Regions from separate parts of the Mus musculus genome. Here regions 2 and 3 are each linked to region 1. The links are chromatin loops, found by intact Hi-C in ENCODE. Cell type or tissue: heart. All regions are shown on one strand.

Region 1 (5,000 bases):
GTGTGTGTTTAAATGGTATACACTTGAAATGTGTAATTGTTGATGTCAATATGTTAACAACATCAATGGTTAAATAAGAGCCGTAAGTTACAGAACTGTATATATGATGTTACTGCTCTTTTTTTTTCTTTTTTTTAGATTTGTTTATTTTATGTGAGTACACTGTAGCCATCTTCAGACACACCAGAAGAGGGCATCAGATCCTATTAGAGATGGTTATGAGCCACCATGTGGTTGCTGGGAATTGAACTCAGGACCTCTGGAAGAGCAGCCGGTGCTCTTAACCACTGAGCCATTTCTCCAGCCCGTTACTGCTCTTTTAAGAGGCCATGCTCTTTATATGAGCACATAAATGTACGCGTTCATGCTCACGAGTGTAAAGAAGTCAATTTGTCAGGAGCTGCATGACTGACTAGGAGAAATAAATAATTTTTAGTCTTTGGGCTTTTCTGTATCTTGCTATTTGGGAAATGGAGTTGGGCTGCAAGGCAAATGAATTTCGCCTGTCATGTACACAAGACAGTTTGTCAATACAGGAAAATAGTCAAGTCCTGGAGATACTGATGCTTCATATAAAAATATTTTCAATTATTATAAACGGCTAAAGGTAGCACTCGTTCAAACGCGGTCTTCACACATCTCCACACAATCCTACCCGCCTAACTTCCACCCACAGAGTTTTTCATTAATGCATTCATTCATTATCTCAGCCATCACATGTGCACCCACGTTCGTAAAGGCACATAAAGGATAACGAGCAAATTATAGTCACATCACGGCTGCTGCAAACCGCAGGCATCCCGTCCTCTACCCACACCCGCGACCGCTCTACAGGGCCCTGGCTTCCACCCAGCACAAAGAGTCCTGGCCTCCAGCTCACGGCTTCCGGGACTCAACGCTGAGCCGGGCCACGGGTCTCGATCCCCCAACCCGACGCCGCCCAAGGCTCACAGCCTCCGGGCTACGGCCTGGTGCTGCTAGGCTGGGAAAGAAGACCCACAAACCTGGGTCCGCTAGGCGCAGGGTAGCACTTCCCAGAGGGCCGCGCGGCTCGCCGGGCGGGTCTGGCCTTCGGCGTGCGAGTCAGGAGAGTGGCCAAGGCTCGGGTAAGGGCGCGGCGCTGCGGCAGGGGGACCGGCTTGAGCCTGGGCGGGTTTTGTAGCAGCGGCTACCCCGCGGCCTGGCATTCACAGCCTGGGGGTGCAACTTGCAACTGAGAAGAATCCGAAAGGATCCCTTGCGTTCTTGCTTTGAACTACATTTCCCAGAGCCCTTCGCGGCCCGAGACCTGTGCTCACCCAAATGAAAAACTGGCCCTCGGCTATGAGACTTTCAGGGTTAGGGAGTCTGAGCCAGGAAGAGAGCACGGCTGAGTTTGTTTAGTTCCCTTGGATCAGGGCTCTCTCCCGAGATTGTCTACCTCTTTATGATGGGGATGGTCCTCCGGAGTCACAAACTCTTGGTAGCAGGCAGAAGGAGGAGTTACGTGAATACGTGTGTGTGAGAACTAGACTATGGGGTCAGGGTGTGGAGTTTATAGAGTTAAGAGACCTTGAAGTTCAGTGACATTTAAAACTGTGTGAATTTGCAACCACTTTTGTAATCATGGCTGGGTGTTCTCTTGCAGCGTTTCATTGCTATCTTCCAATTTTGTCAGAAACATGCTTTTGTCTATACTTCGTAGACTCCTTGTTCTGACCGACAGTGTTACTGGACTGTTAACGTAGGATTGTAAACACCATTGCTGAGCAATGTCTACATACTAACTAGATCCTAAGGAAACGGAGCCATTTACTAGTCAACTAGACCCTTGTACCAGTTAGCCGTTCTCTCTCCATCAAAACAAAACAATCACCACTGGGGAGGGGGACGTTATTAGATATACGTTTTTACAAATACTTTCCACCCTTGCTGTAGGAGTAATTTGTCCTTTTATTGTCCTGATAATACTCTTTAGTGAACAAGGGTTTTTTGTTGTTGTTGTTGTTTGTTTGTTTGTTTTAAAGGTTTATTTATTTCTACTTGACGTGTTTTGAGTATTTTGTCTGCAGTTCATGCATGCAATACACAGAGAGACCAGAAGGGGGCATCCGATTCCCCGAAACTGGAGTGGCCTGTGCTTGTGAACCACTCCCTGAGAGTTCTGGGAATGAAACATGGGTCCTCTTCAAGAGCAACAAGTACTCTTGATGCCTAATCTGTCTCTCAGCCCCTGCTTTAGATAGATAGTATAGTGTACATAGTTCCTTTATCATAGTATTTAAGCAACATTATTTTATTTCACACAGAATATAGAACTCTAAGCAATAGTTTGTTTCTCTTTTCCTTTCATAATATTGTTGCTGTCAAATAAACTTCTTGAATTTGCCATCGCTTGACATGTAGCCCAAACTGGCCTCAAGCTCAGATAAATCGCCCAGCTTCTGTTTGACAGGCCCACCCCCATCCTAACTTTTATTTTCTGTCTATCCCAGCACCACAGATAGCTTCTCCCATACAGTGTTGGTTCCTAATCAGACACCACAGAGAATTCCATACACAAACACATATCCATGATTCTAACCCTTCAACGTTTGTCCGACTCAATCTGACACTCTCCACAAATCTACCACAGCACATTTAAACATCACAAATATCATATATACTGTGAACACAATCAAGCACACATGACTCCAGAAATGTTTGCCTAACCCAGCAAATCATGTTTTCCACTGTTACACTCCAAGAATTGTGTACATACATACACACTCAGAGAGTTAGGTATTATTCTCAAAATCTTGAAATTTTTCCTGAAGAAAAATACTATGTGTTTGAATGAAGTACAGAGTCAGATGAAGACAATACGGAGGGCATGGCTGAGTGGCAGAGTGCTTGCCTGGCATGCTTGACAACCTGGGTTCCATCCCACAAAAAGATCTGTGAAGGGACTAGAGAAAAGGCTTAGCAAGGAGCTGGAGGGATGGCTCAGTGGTTAAGAGGAGCACCCTCTGCTCTTCCAGAGGTCCTGAGTTCAATTCCCAGCAACCACATGGTGTCTCACAACCATCTGTAATGGAATCCGATGCTCTCTTCTGGTGTGTCTGAAAACAGTGACAGTGTACTCATATACATAAAATAAATAAATCTTGGAAAGAAAGGAAGGAAGAAAGAAAAAGAAAGAGAAAAGAAAAGGCTCAGCAATTAAGAGCACTCTGGGAACTGATGCCCCAAAGATATAGGCAAAAATACTCATACACATAAAAAGTAAAAATAATTAAAATATTTTCAGTTTACTTTATGTGCATGGGTGTTCTGCTTGCATTTGTGTCTGTATACACGTGGTTTGGCGGTGAGAAGAGACATTAGGACTGAGGCTTGTCCGTCCCACTGAACTCCAAGGTGCTATAGTCCCTTCTATCCAGACTACATTTCCCAATGTCCTCTGGGAGCCCAGGCAACAGAGGAGCTTCCCCCCCCCCCCCCCCCCCCGTCCCCCTCCTACTCAGAGGCTAGATTCTCCAACTTGTGGCAGCTGGAGTGGAGAACATTCCAGAGCCTTCAGGGAAGAAGCGAGACAGGGAAGTGGCTGGGGAGTGTCCACCTGGAATCTGGTCGCCAGGCCTTCTGTGCGTCCCTGGAAGTAGGAAATGGTTGTTACAGTTCTGCGAGCCTGTCACCCAATGTGCGACTGAATCTATGCCTGGTACCTTCCCTTTCCCCCTTGTGCATCATCGGGGAGCCTCCTTGTGACTAGAATGTAAGTCCGTTGTTAGTGATGGCAGCCTGTGGCACCAGAGCGTCTGAGACGTGTAGGAGAGAGTGAACATCTGACATCATGTACATCCATGTGTGTGACAGTGGCTGGCAATGTCGTCTTTGAGACTTTGAGTATGTGAGTTTCCTGAAACTGTCACCCAGTGTCTTTTCTGTAAGCTCTGTAAAGTTGCTGCCCAAGGAATAAATTGAAAATGACTTGAGCATGGATTATATCGTATGCAAACCAATTCCTATGTCTCTACCAACTCTGTTTACTGAAGGGAAGGTTGCAACAGGAGGAAGGAACATCAGATGGTAGGTAATGTGGATGCTGAGAGGAATGCCAAGTTTGCCGTGTTCTTTTCCCATCTCAGCTAGCCCAGATCGCCATTTCTTAGGAGGAGCTGAGAGGAAGAGTGGCTGTCGGACTTCTTAAAGCCGTGCACCAGGTGAGCTGGTATATTCTCTCTCCTTTAATTCCCTTCCCACCTTTCAAAGTGAGCTGACATTAACTTCCCTGCTGCTGAAATGATTTGGCCTATCCAGCATGGGAGTCCCATCCCTGGCTGTCTCGCTTGATTTTATATTAATTTCTTTCGCTCTGTGTGAAAGTCATTCTGTCAGCTCACTACCTTAAATTGTAAATTTTTGTCTTTTTTTTTTTAAAAAAGATTTATATATTTATTTTATGTAAGTACATTGTAGCTGTTTTCAGACACTCCAGAAGAGGGCATCCGATCTCATTAAAGATGATTGTGAGCCACCATGTGGTTGCTGGGATTTGAACTCAGGACCTCCGGAAGAGCAGTCAGTGCTCTTAACCACTGAGCCATCTCTCCAGCCCAATTTTTGTCTTTTTTCAAAAGATTTTTTTTCATTTATTTATTTACTATATGTAAGTACACTGTAGCTGTCTTCAGACACCCCAGAAGAGGGCATCAGATCTCATTACAGAGGGTTGTGAATCACCATGTGGTTGCTGGGATTTGAACTCAGGACCTTTGGAAGAGCAGTAGGTGCTCTTACTCACTAAGCCATCTCATCAGCCCCTCAAAAGATTTTTTTTTAAGCATATGTGTGCTTATCTGTGTGAGTGTGTGCCACCTGTGTGCTGCTGCCCACACAGGCCAGAAGAGGGAGTCAGGTCCTCTGTTGCTGGAGTTACAGGCACTTGTGAGCCACCTGACCTGAATGCTGGAAACTGAATTTGGATTCTCTGCAAGAGCATAGCAACCCTCTTAAGTATGATCCACCTCCCCAGCCCT
Region 2 (5,000 bases), 47 kb after region 1:
ACACAAGTAGTCAGGGATTCACATGTGGGGCGTTGCTTTGTTGAATGTTCTTTACAGCTTTAGAAATGCTGCCTGCTATGATCGCTATTTCCTTTAGACTTGTGGATTCTTTTCCTTCCTTCTGTATGTCTGTTTGTTTTGTTTCCAGTGTTAGGAATCACACACCCCACTCCCTCCCCAGCTTGTACATTCTAGGCAAATACTCTACCACCAAACACCTCTGTCAGTCTAAAGTTTCTTTTGGATTTTGCTTTTATACTGTCATTATAAAGATTTGATAGTGTGCTTTTCTGATTGTCATTGTCTCAGGAGTCTCATTTCAGGGGTATTTTCTCTGGGACCCACTATGAAGAGAAAAAAAATATTATGAGTTAATAGGAAATCTTTGTGCCTTACACTGACCATGCCATCAGGTTCAATGTTGTTGTCCCAAGCTGATGGGACTGTCATCTTCACGATTCCTGTATCTTCAGGTCCCTCCCACCCTCCTGTGTCAACAGTGTGTTTTTCCAGAGTACGGTTTGTTTGCTTCTGCTTACTCAGTTGTTCCTCCCTTGCCGTTTGTCAGGACCACGTGAAGCCAGCTAGGTGCCTTCTGCTGTGTCAACACATCTGGACCTCAGGGTTGGAAAATATGTGTCTATGTTTTGCAGAACTCTGTTTCCTAGAAATCTTATCTGAGAGAAGAAATAAGTCTTGACCTCTGGACTTCTCTACCTTAACCGATCCATTTTCTACTCTTTGCTTATATTCTAGAGTTAAAGTTTCACTGAGGATGTATTTTTCTATCCTGTTGTTTCTATTTGTAGAGGGAGACATGTCTGATATACCACCATATTGAATCCAGGGGACCTCTGCTCTGTTGATCCCATGAAGCACCCTTCTTGGAAGTAGCTTTCCTCTGTCCTCTTCTCCAGATTTGGATTTTTCTTTAAGTCTCAGTCACTTTTCATTTCTTCTTGTTTTAGAAAATGGTTTTTGCACGACTTCTTTTCTCAACTTCCTCTGGACTGTTAGGGGCCAGGCCAATTGAAAACTTCTTCAGAGGCTCTGTTGGAAGGACAAAGGGAACATTACTATCTATGTCCTTGCCTATGGGTAGACCTGACTGGGGCTGGGGTGGGGCCCAGGGTCTCAAGGGAGGTAGGTGTCAGTTCCTGGAAACAGAGACTCTTCCCCTGGTGTGCTTCATCTGTGCAACATTTCATGATAAGCTTCCTGCTGACTTGATGGCATTGTGTGACAGCTGTCTGCCGACTTTGTCCCGTTTTCCTCTGCAAACAGTGTATAAGATGCCCTGCTGCATAATGTGTGCGCTGACATGGTCCATAGCTTATGCAGTCCTCCTCACACCAGCTTTGTGTCTTCTTTATGCTCACATCCCTGGTCCTCCCATGACACCTCGCAGTTCAGGTTCAGGTCATAGGAGATCTCCCCTGAACAATTTTTTTTTTTTTTTTTTTTTTTTGGTTTTTTAAGACAGGGTTTCTCTGTGTAGCCCTGGCTGTCCTGGAACTCACTCTGTAGACCAGGCTGGCCTCGAACTCAGAAATTCGCCTGCCTCTGCCTCCCAAGTGCTAGGATTAAAGGAGTGCGCCACCACCGCCCGGCTCCCCTGACATTTTTAAGTTACAAATGGACACTTTGCTTTTGTGTGCCTACCTGTGTTCATCTCATTTGATGCTTAGCTCTAGAAACGGCAGTGTGGGAATATTACCTTTAATACCTCCAGACCTGTAGAACTCTTTTTTTTCTTTTCCTTTCATCTGAGGGCTCTGAACTGTTGAGACTCAACAGTTATTTAATGTTGAGCTCAGTTCCCAGAGAGTGTCTCAGCATTCGATATATAAACATTCAAATCACTCCTACTTTCTTGTTAACCTGAGTCCTTCTGCATCTGCTTGCTTCTGAGCCTCTTTGGCGCATGTTTTCCAGACATAAACCTTTCCCGGCTGGGCTGTAGAGACCCAGCCATTTTCTTACACAGGTTAGTATGTGGCGGTATAGACAAGGTTCAGTTACAGCCAAGAGAGCGACTAGCTGCCATGTCAAGGGTTTATGTGAGGATAGTAAATGGCTCTCAGGAGTCAGGACTAAAGAGACTTTGCCTTTTAAGTTTCTAGAAGTTAGCTGCAAAGAGTGAGCTGTTGAGGGAGTTCCTTCTCGAAAACTGATCAAGAAAGTACTTGTTGAGCTAAAGAAATGCTTCTCAAGTGAGTGCTTACTGCCGCTGTTTGACTCTCCTAGGACACACGCACAGTTCCTCGTTTAGTTCTGAGTCTAACGCTCATGCATGCAGGTGGCAGTTACTTCAATCACATGCGAGCCCTTATGCAGCTGTGTTTAGATGGACAAACTTGTGCTTGGAAGAGATGTTATAATGTTTTAGCAGATCTCTATTGTCTGCCTGGGTCATGGTATCTAATTGCTCCCTAATCAGATTTTTAATTTCTTGTTTTTATTTAGCAGTGTTTTCCTTTTTCTTAAAATAAGAAAAGGAAAAATAATATATGGTAAGCTTAGCTTTTTTTTTTTTTAAATTCACTGGGGCAAATACCAAAGAGTCTGTTTACTGAATCATCATTTGAAAGCATCGTTTAATTTTGTTGGCTAGTGAGATGGCTCACCAAGCCTGACCACCTGAGCCCAAAGCCTGGGACCCACATTGAGGATCCACATAGAGAACTGATGCTGCAAGTTGTCCTCTGACCGCCACACCTGCTACACAGGTGCCCCTCCCTCAAATAAACACAGAAGCAAGTAATGGAGTAAGCGTTTGTTTAGGAATATATCTAGGGACTGGAGCGATAGACAGTCAGTGGCTAAGAGCACTAACTGCCGTCTCAGAAGTCTGAGTTCAATTCCCAGCAATCACATGGTGACTCACAACCATGTATCTTTAAAGTGGACGGACCGTCTTACATTCCCGGCAGCAGCATTAGCAACCCTGTGGTGGGTCCCTGTCCACCTCTGGAGGTATCCATGTTTGAGATTTTGGTTGCTCTGATAGCTGCTTAGTGGTATCTCTCCCATGTTTTAATTTGTAGCACATTCCCTAATGATGTAATTTCATTTGTTTTACTGTGATGTTTTGTGGTAGGGCAATTGTTTTTGTTTGGGGGATACCATGATCTCACTCATGTACCTCTCGATATCCTTGATTTTTCCAATCATCCTGCTTCAATCTCCAAGTGCTGAACCATAGGCATGTGCAGCCACACCTTGTAAGGCTTTTGTTTGTTTGTTTGTTTGTTTGTTTGTTTGTTTGGAGTTTGGGAGGTTGTTTTGCTTTGGGTTTTTTGTTTTGATTTGTGTTTTTCAAGACTGGGTTTCTCTGTGTAGCTCTGGCTTTCCTGGGATTAGCTCCACAGACCAGGCTGGCCTCTAATTCACAGAGATGCACCTGCCTCTCCCACCTAAGTGCTAGGAAAACTCACACTGGAGAGAATGCTTATGAATGTACTGAGTGTGGGAAAGCTTTTATTCAGTTGTCAAACCTCATCAGACATCAGCGAAGAACTCATACCGGTGAGAAATCCTATGCATGTACAGTATGTGGGAAAGCCTTTAGCCAGAAATCAAATCTTACTGAGCCCGAGAAAATTCATACTGGAGAGAAACCTTATCCAACATCATCTCCCTCTAGCTGCTGTCCCTCACTAAAGAAACAGACATACCAAAACTTGGTTAAAAATCTTAGTGGTGGGCTGGGCATGGTGGCACAAGCCTTTAGGCAGATATCTGAGAGTTCAAGGCCAGCCTAGTCAACAGAGCAAGTTCCAGGGAAGTCAGGTCTATTACACAGAGAAACCTGACTCAAAAAAACAAAACAAAACAAAAAAAAACCAAAAACATTTTGGTGGTGAAAGACAAGCCAAGGTCTCTTTGATACAACCTCTCATCAGACTAAACTCCAGTCTGTACTTAACAATGGGATATTATTTAACAATAAGAGATGAAATCCTGGTACATGTTACAACATGGAAGGTCTTTGAAAACATGCTAAATGAAGAAAGCCAAACACAGAAAGCTAAGTTTATATACTTTCACTTATTGAAATAAGTTCCTAGAATATGAGAATTTGGGAGTTAGATTAGAGCTTATCAGGGCCTGGGATGGGAGAAGTGGAGTGATGTTTAATAGGGGAAAGCAAATGTATTCAAAATGGTGAGAACTGTGTGGACGTAGTGGGGAAGGCTGTATGATATTGAAGATACACTGCATGCTACTACATTCAGTATATGGCCAATGGTATCATACATGGGAAACGAGTGAAATGATAAATCTTCACATTCAAGTTTAAAAGTCCTCTCATAGTTCCAGACTCTATATTGTCTTCTGAGTCATTTTCTCGGATTTGTTTTCTTCTTGTTTAGTCTTCCTGTATCTTTGATGTCTAGTACTTTTGACTGTGTTATGGACATGGTGACTACTACATTGTCAGGATGCTAGACACGTGTGTGTGTGTGTGTGTGTGTGTGTGTGTGTGTGTGTGTATAAATTTTTTTTTTTTTTGGTTTGGTTTGGTTTGGTTTATGTCTTTTTTGAGACAGGGTTTCTCTGTATAGCCCTGGCTGTCCTGGAACTCACTCTATAGACCAGGCTGGCCTAGAACTCACAAATCTGCCTGGGATTAAAGGTGTGCTCTACCACTGCCCATCTTAAAAATATTTTTAATTGAAGTAGAATTACATCACTTTCTGCCTTCCCTTTCCTCCCTCCAGTCCCTCCCATGCCCACTCTCAAATTGATAGCTCTGTTAAATACACATGCACCACACACACACACACACACACACACACACACACACACACAAATATTTAAATATAACTTGCTGGGTCTTATTCTTTGTGTGTAAATGGTTTTAGGCTGACCACTTGCCTTGGGCATCCAACAAGAGGGCTCATCCCTGAGAGAGGCTAACCTTCCTTCTCCCAGCAGTTGTTACCTGCCATTGTGTAGGGATGGGACTTCCCTCTTCCACTTAAGTGTGTCCTTTG
Region 3 (5,000 bases), 140 kb before region 1:
ATGTTCCCACCTTGATCATAATGGACTGAACCTCTGAACCTGTAAGCCAGCCTCAATTAAAAGTTGTCCTTATAAGAGTTGCCTTGGTCATAGGGTTTGTTCATAGCAATAAAATGTTAACTAAGACATATACTTTCCCAAAAGTTTTGGAATCCAGATTGGCCACTTCAGAAGGTTTACACACAATTTATAGGAATCGGTAAGTTATCACGAATAAGACAAAGTGTCCAATGGATTACCTGTGTGAGACCAGAAGGGCAAACAGGTAAGTTGAGACCTTATGTGGCTGATCTACTCATAAACTTATGGGGAAGGGATCTTTTACAACAGTGGGGTACTAAAATAAATATTTCTGCAGTTCTAGGGACAGCATATGAGGAAGCCAGGTGTGATATGGGAGATGTTCCTGGGGAAGGTATTAATACAGGTGATCAAAAAAGTCAAAAGCTGTGCCCATGATCCAAAACAGGACATCATAGCAACTGAATTTCCAAACTTATAAAAGTGGACACTGCTGATGCACCAACAACCTTGCCTCTAAAATGGTTATTAAACAGACTAGTATGGCAGATGGCCCACAACAATAACAACAACAACAACAAATTGCAGGCGCTTGGACAACTGGTATAAGAGCAGCTGGAGGCTCAACATGTAGAAGAGTCTACCAGCCCATGGAATTGTCCTTTGTGTTGTGAAAGAAAAGAAATCAGGTAAATGGAGGATGATAAAGGACTTAAGAGCAGTTAATACGGTACAATGAAGCAAAGATCAGCAAAGACTTGAAACCAGCAAAGCAATGCAAAGCTAGCTATACACTAGTCACTGTGGGTTGACTCCTATTTATACTCTCTCCAAATATCACATGGGTCTGCATCACCTGACATTTCCTTAAACTTCCACTTCAGGGTACACTACAGGAATGCAGTCACAGGATGGGCCAGAATTTTCAACAGGAGGAAAACAAGCCACATCTTGACAAAAGTAAAGGGATGTCAGGAAATCATAAGCTACAGGACAGAACTCGGGAATTAAAAAAAAAAAAAAGTGTGACACACACTAGGCTCTTGTAGATGCATATTCAACCATTTCAGAGATCATTTTGGCCCAACAGCCATAGCACCTATCAAGAAATCAGAGAAGCCTAGGGGCTTCCTATGCAATGGAAACACCAGACAAAAGTAGGGTGACTGTAGATAAGGACAGAGTCTACCCCCAGGATGTGACACAAGTCCCCTTGGCTGGAGTCACAAAGGTACAAAGTTGCCTCACCTATAGTGACTCTCCAATTAATCCCACACCACGGGGACACAAAAGCTATGGGTGCCTCAAACGAAAATACAATCCACCCCACACGGAAGCCTTAACAGGGAGAGCCAATCACAGTCACTGTTGCCCCCACCCTCACCTTACCTCTACCGAAATTAGAAAAGGTCCACTGGGAAGCAGTCACACCTCAGTCGGTCACCTCACACGCTCCCAAAGTTAGGCAAATGCTCACAAACACAAAAGCCCAGGGACCTCACACTCGAGGGACCTCACACTGGTAAAAAAAAAAAAAAAGCATGGCACAAAACGGTCACACAGACTCCAGCCACACACACAATGGATGCGATCATACTCACCAATCAAGGAATCCTCTCTGCCTCCATATCCCCTAGACTACCACCCAGACACATGATAACAATTCTACACAGCTCCGGATCTCCCGGAGTCAGCTTCATTGCACTGCACAGGATGGTGCATCCAAACCCTTGGCACCAAAGGCGTCTCATTATCCCTAAAGTTCTCCCCAAACCTGTCAGGAGTACCCTGCCCACTCCTTAAAAAAGGCTCCCAGGAGAGGGAAATACAACGCCTGGAAATGTCAGGGGCTGAAAGCTGTGGCCTGAACAACAGATACAAAGTGTTCGGCTATTCGTCGGAATCGTGAGGAAATCCCAGCGGTGAAAGACTTCATAGACCTAGATCAGGCTCCTCGACCCAGCACTATCTCAGCACTGCGAGTTTCCAGGGAACCGAGGTATTCTGGGAAATGTAGTTCAAGGCCGTGCTGGTGACCGGAGGCGCATGGCTCGAGTAGGCTGAGTCATCCAATCCCCAGGCGGAAATCTGTCTAAGGAGGCTGTTCCGAATTCGACTTCCTGCTGGAAGTTGGGGCCACAGACCGGAATGTAGGACCCCAGCGCTAAGACCAACCCAGCATTGGCAGTCTGACCAAGAGGAAGCCTCGTCCTGTAGGTGCAAGAGTACGCAATGACAGCCCTGAGCGTGTGTGAGAGAAAGCATAGGGAGGTTAGATTGCATGCGCGGCTGGATCTGGGAGGAGTTGGACGGCAGAGAAACTGCGAGGTAAGGAAAATGAGCGTGAGCAAGAGTTGGGCTCGAGCTGTGGCGCTTTGTGAGTGGAGCGAGCTGTTGTGGGGAGGAGACATTGTATGCGGATCGAATGGTTCTTGGGGATTGGGTCTCGACTGGATGGATCCCTGTACAGGAGTGGCTGAGATTATAGAGATAGCGGAAGCTTCCTAAATCTCATTTTCTTTTCAAATTACGATTAGTAAGTGCGGTCTTCTGGAGTGTCTGTGGGAGGGAAAATGTATAGCTGATAATAACTAATTAGCATTGTTATTTTTCTGTAAGTTAATTGTGCGGCGTAGGCAATCTACAGGCAATATAGCCGACTTTTTATTTTTAACACAGTGTTTTGTCAGTCGGGGTGGTTTTTTTTTGGGGGGGGGCGTTATTAACGCTCAGGGTACCCCAAGCAGACATCGTCCCTTCTCTAGAGAGTTCCTGAGGAGACACAGGTAAGGTTTGATTTTGAGGCTGGCTTGCAATTCTCTTTATAACCAAGGTTGACCTGAACTCCAGATCCTCTTGTCAAGTGGTTTCTGTTGGTTTGTTGTTTAGACAGGATCTTGCTGTTTAGCCCTGGTCACCCTTCAGAGGCCGTCCTCCTGACTTTCAAGGTCTGGGATAACAGGTGTGAACTACCATGCCCTGCTCCAGAAGGTGATAAACGGAAGTTTATTACAGAGAGCAGCATCACCATGATTAAAACAAGCTGCACACAGTACTTAAGAGCCAGTGGGACACAGCCATAGAGGTGTGTGTCCATATCAGCCAGAGTCAGTGGACACAGCCACAGCGGTGTGTGTTCATATCAGCCAGAGTCAGTGGACACAGCCGCAGCGGTGTGTGTCCATATCAGCCAGAGTCAGTGGACACAGCCGCAGCGGTGTGTGTCCATATCAGCCAGAGTCAGTGGACACAGCCACAGCGGTTTGTGTCCAGATCAGCCAGAGTCAGTGGACACAGCCGCAGCGGTGTGTGTCTATATCAGCCAGAGTCAGTGGACACGGCCACAGCGGTGTGTGTCCATAGCATCCAGAGTCAGTGGACACAGCCGCAACGGTGTGTGTCCAGATCAGCCAGATTTAGAAGGTAAATGTCATCTCATTTCTTTATCTGAATTAAATAGAAACCTCAGTACCATAAGCCTGCCCCATTCCCTTTCTGTTTTTGAGACAGGGCCTCTCTATGTAGCCCTGACTAGCCTAGGACTTACTATTTAAATACATACTCATAGTGAACTCAAAGATTCATCTGCCAATGCTGATATTTCAGTTGTGGGCCACCATGCCTGGCATGCATGTATATATGTACACATATATGTATACATATATATGTATCTATATGTGTGTATATACACACACACACACACACACATATGGTAGCATCATTAAAGACCAAGCACAGTTGTCAAGTGGTAGTTTTTGTTTTTGAGATAGGCTGTAGCTTACGCTGGTCTCAAACAGGATACATGTCAGTTCAGAGTCTAGGGCTGAACCCGGACCCTCCCAGCTCCACTCTCCAAGTGCTAGCTAGGGCTGTGGGGGAGCCCCATCACACCCTTCCAGTGAGTTGGTATTTGATTTAAAATTCAAGTCTTGCATCATCCACTCTCAGGTAGGGAGATGATAACTTCACTGAACTGGATGCAGCCTAGTTGAGCAAGAGACTGCTGGACAGAACCATGAAGGAGTTCTAAGCTCAGTAGCCGAATGAGAACCATGCCTGGCACAGATGCCCATTGAGGGGCTGACACCATTGAAGTGCCTTCAAGACTTCCTCATAAGCCTGGCTCTTAAGTTTTAGTTGATATGAACCATCTTCCTCTACTGGAACTTAAGCAAGCAAACAGTCGGACGGAATGGCATCAGTATACCAGAGAACAAGAACAACCGCGAGCAGGCACTTACAGCACAGCTGTAAGGATAACTGAAAGGCATGGAGAGATGGCTGCTCTTGGAGAGGAGCTGGCTTTGAACCCCACTACCCTCATGGTGTCTCACAACTGGCTGCAACCCCAGCTTCAGGGGATCTGACGTCCAGACACATTTATTTATTTATTTATTTTTAAAGAGCATTTGGAGGATGGGACTAAAGTATTTCTGTTTGTCTGAGAGTGGAAGAGACACCAAACCTGAGTTCAAGGTAGGGTTTTCATGGATTTTTAGGCAAGACAGGGGTTTGGATCAGGCACCAACTAAAACCTATCCCTTTTCATCTTTCATCATAAAGCAGGCAGGTACTAGTGTGATCCGAGGTAGTGATTCAGCCAGTTTGTTGTTGGAGTGTAGACCGTACAAACTCACCTCTGGTATGATGCTGTTTTACAACCCATGTGTCTTGTCATCTTTCTGAGGCCAGTTTCTCTGGCTCCCAGGCGGTGGACTACATTTCCCAAGAGCCATCCCACCCATGGATATTTCTGGTCCAAAGATAGCTAGTGGCATCATTTGCATAGCTGGGAAAGAACTGTATGTAGGTCTCAATATTGGCCATCTCAATGTGTCCTGAAATTCCTGAAGCTCTTGTGAACAGATGTTAGCTTTGTGTATGGAGAAGGTCTATGTCGATGGAAATACTGGAGTTTAAAGCCAGGGCCTTTAAATTGACAGTTGTGGTGTAGTCTTTTGTTAAAGCTTATGCAGAGA

What was found. Peaks named below come from ENCODE experiments on the same cell type or tissue, not always from the same donor. Only the 100,000 strongest peaks of a DNase experiment are listed, where the experiment ranks them.
Region 2: a loop joins it to region 1, with 7 times the contacts of the local background. A loop is called at or near these places in 1 of 42 quality-filtered maps.
Region 3: it touches region 1 in a loop (2.3-fold over the local background); 1 of 42 quality-filtered maps calls a loop at or near these places.

What each region holds. Positions count from the first base shown.
Region 1 is chr7:29,952,851-29,957,850 of GRCm38, forward strand. Zfp74 (zinc finger protein 74) reads right to left here and starts at 1,215. Exons shown (of 6, transcript NM_178384.4): 1 at 1,005-1,215. C230062I16Rik (a long non-coding RNA gene) reads left to right here. Exons shown (of 4, transcript XR_003946630.1): 1 at 1-1,106; 2 at 4,110-4,184. In heart, CTCF peaks have their summits at 1,183 and 2,067 (motif pointing right); a DNase peak (open chromatin) is centred at 1,151; H3K4me3 peaks cover 2,468 bases; H3K27ac peaks cover 2,028 bases.
Region 2 is chr7:30,000,244-30,005,243 of GRCm38, forward strand. The region is part of intron 6 of Zfp568 (zinc finger protein 568); the gene reads left to right. Among named protein-coding and RNA genes, the nearest start is that of Zfp568, 19 kb to the left of the region's middle. In heart, no CTCF peak of the experiment used is centred here; no DNase peak of the experiment used is centred here.
Region 3 is chr7:29,813,941-29,818,940 of GRCm38, forward strand. Zfp790 (zinc finger protein 790) reads left to right here and starts at 2,132. Exons shown (of 5, transcript NM_146185.2): 1 at 2,132-2,349. In heart, no CTCF peak of the experiment used is centred here; a DNase peak (open chromatin) is centred at 2,091; H3K4me3 peaks cover 2,756 bases; H3K27ac peaks cover 2,267 bases.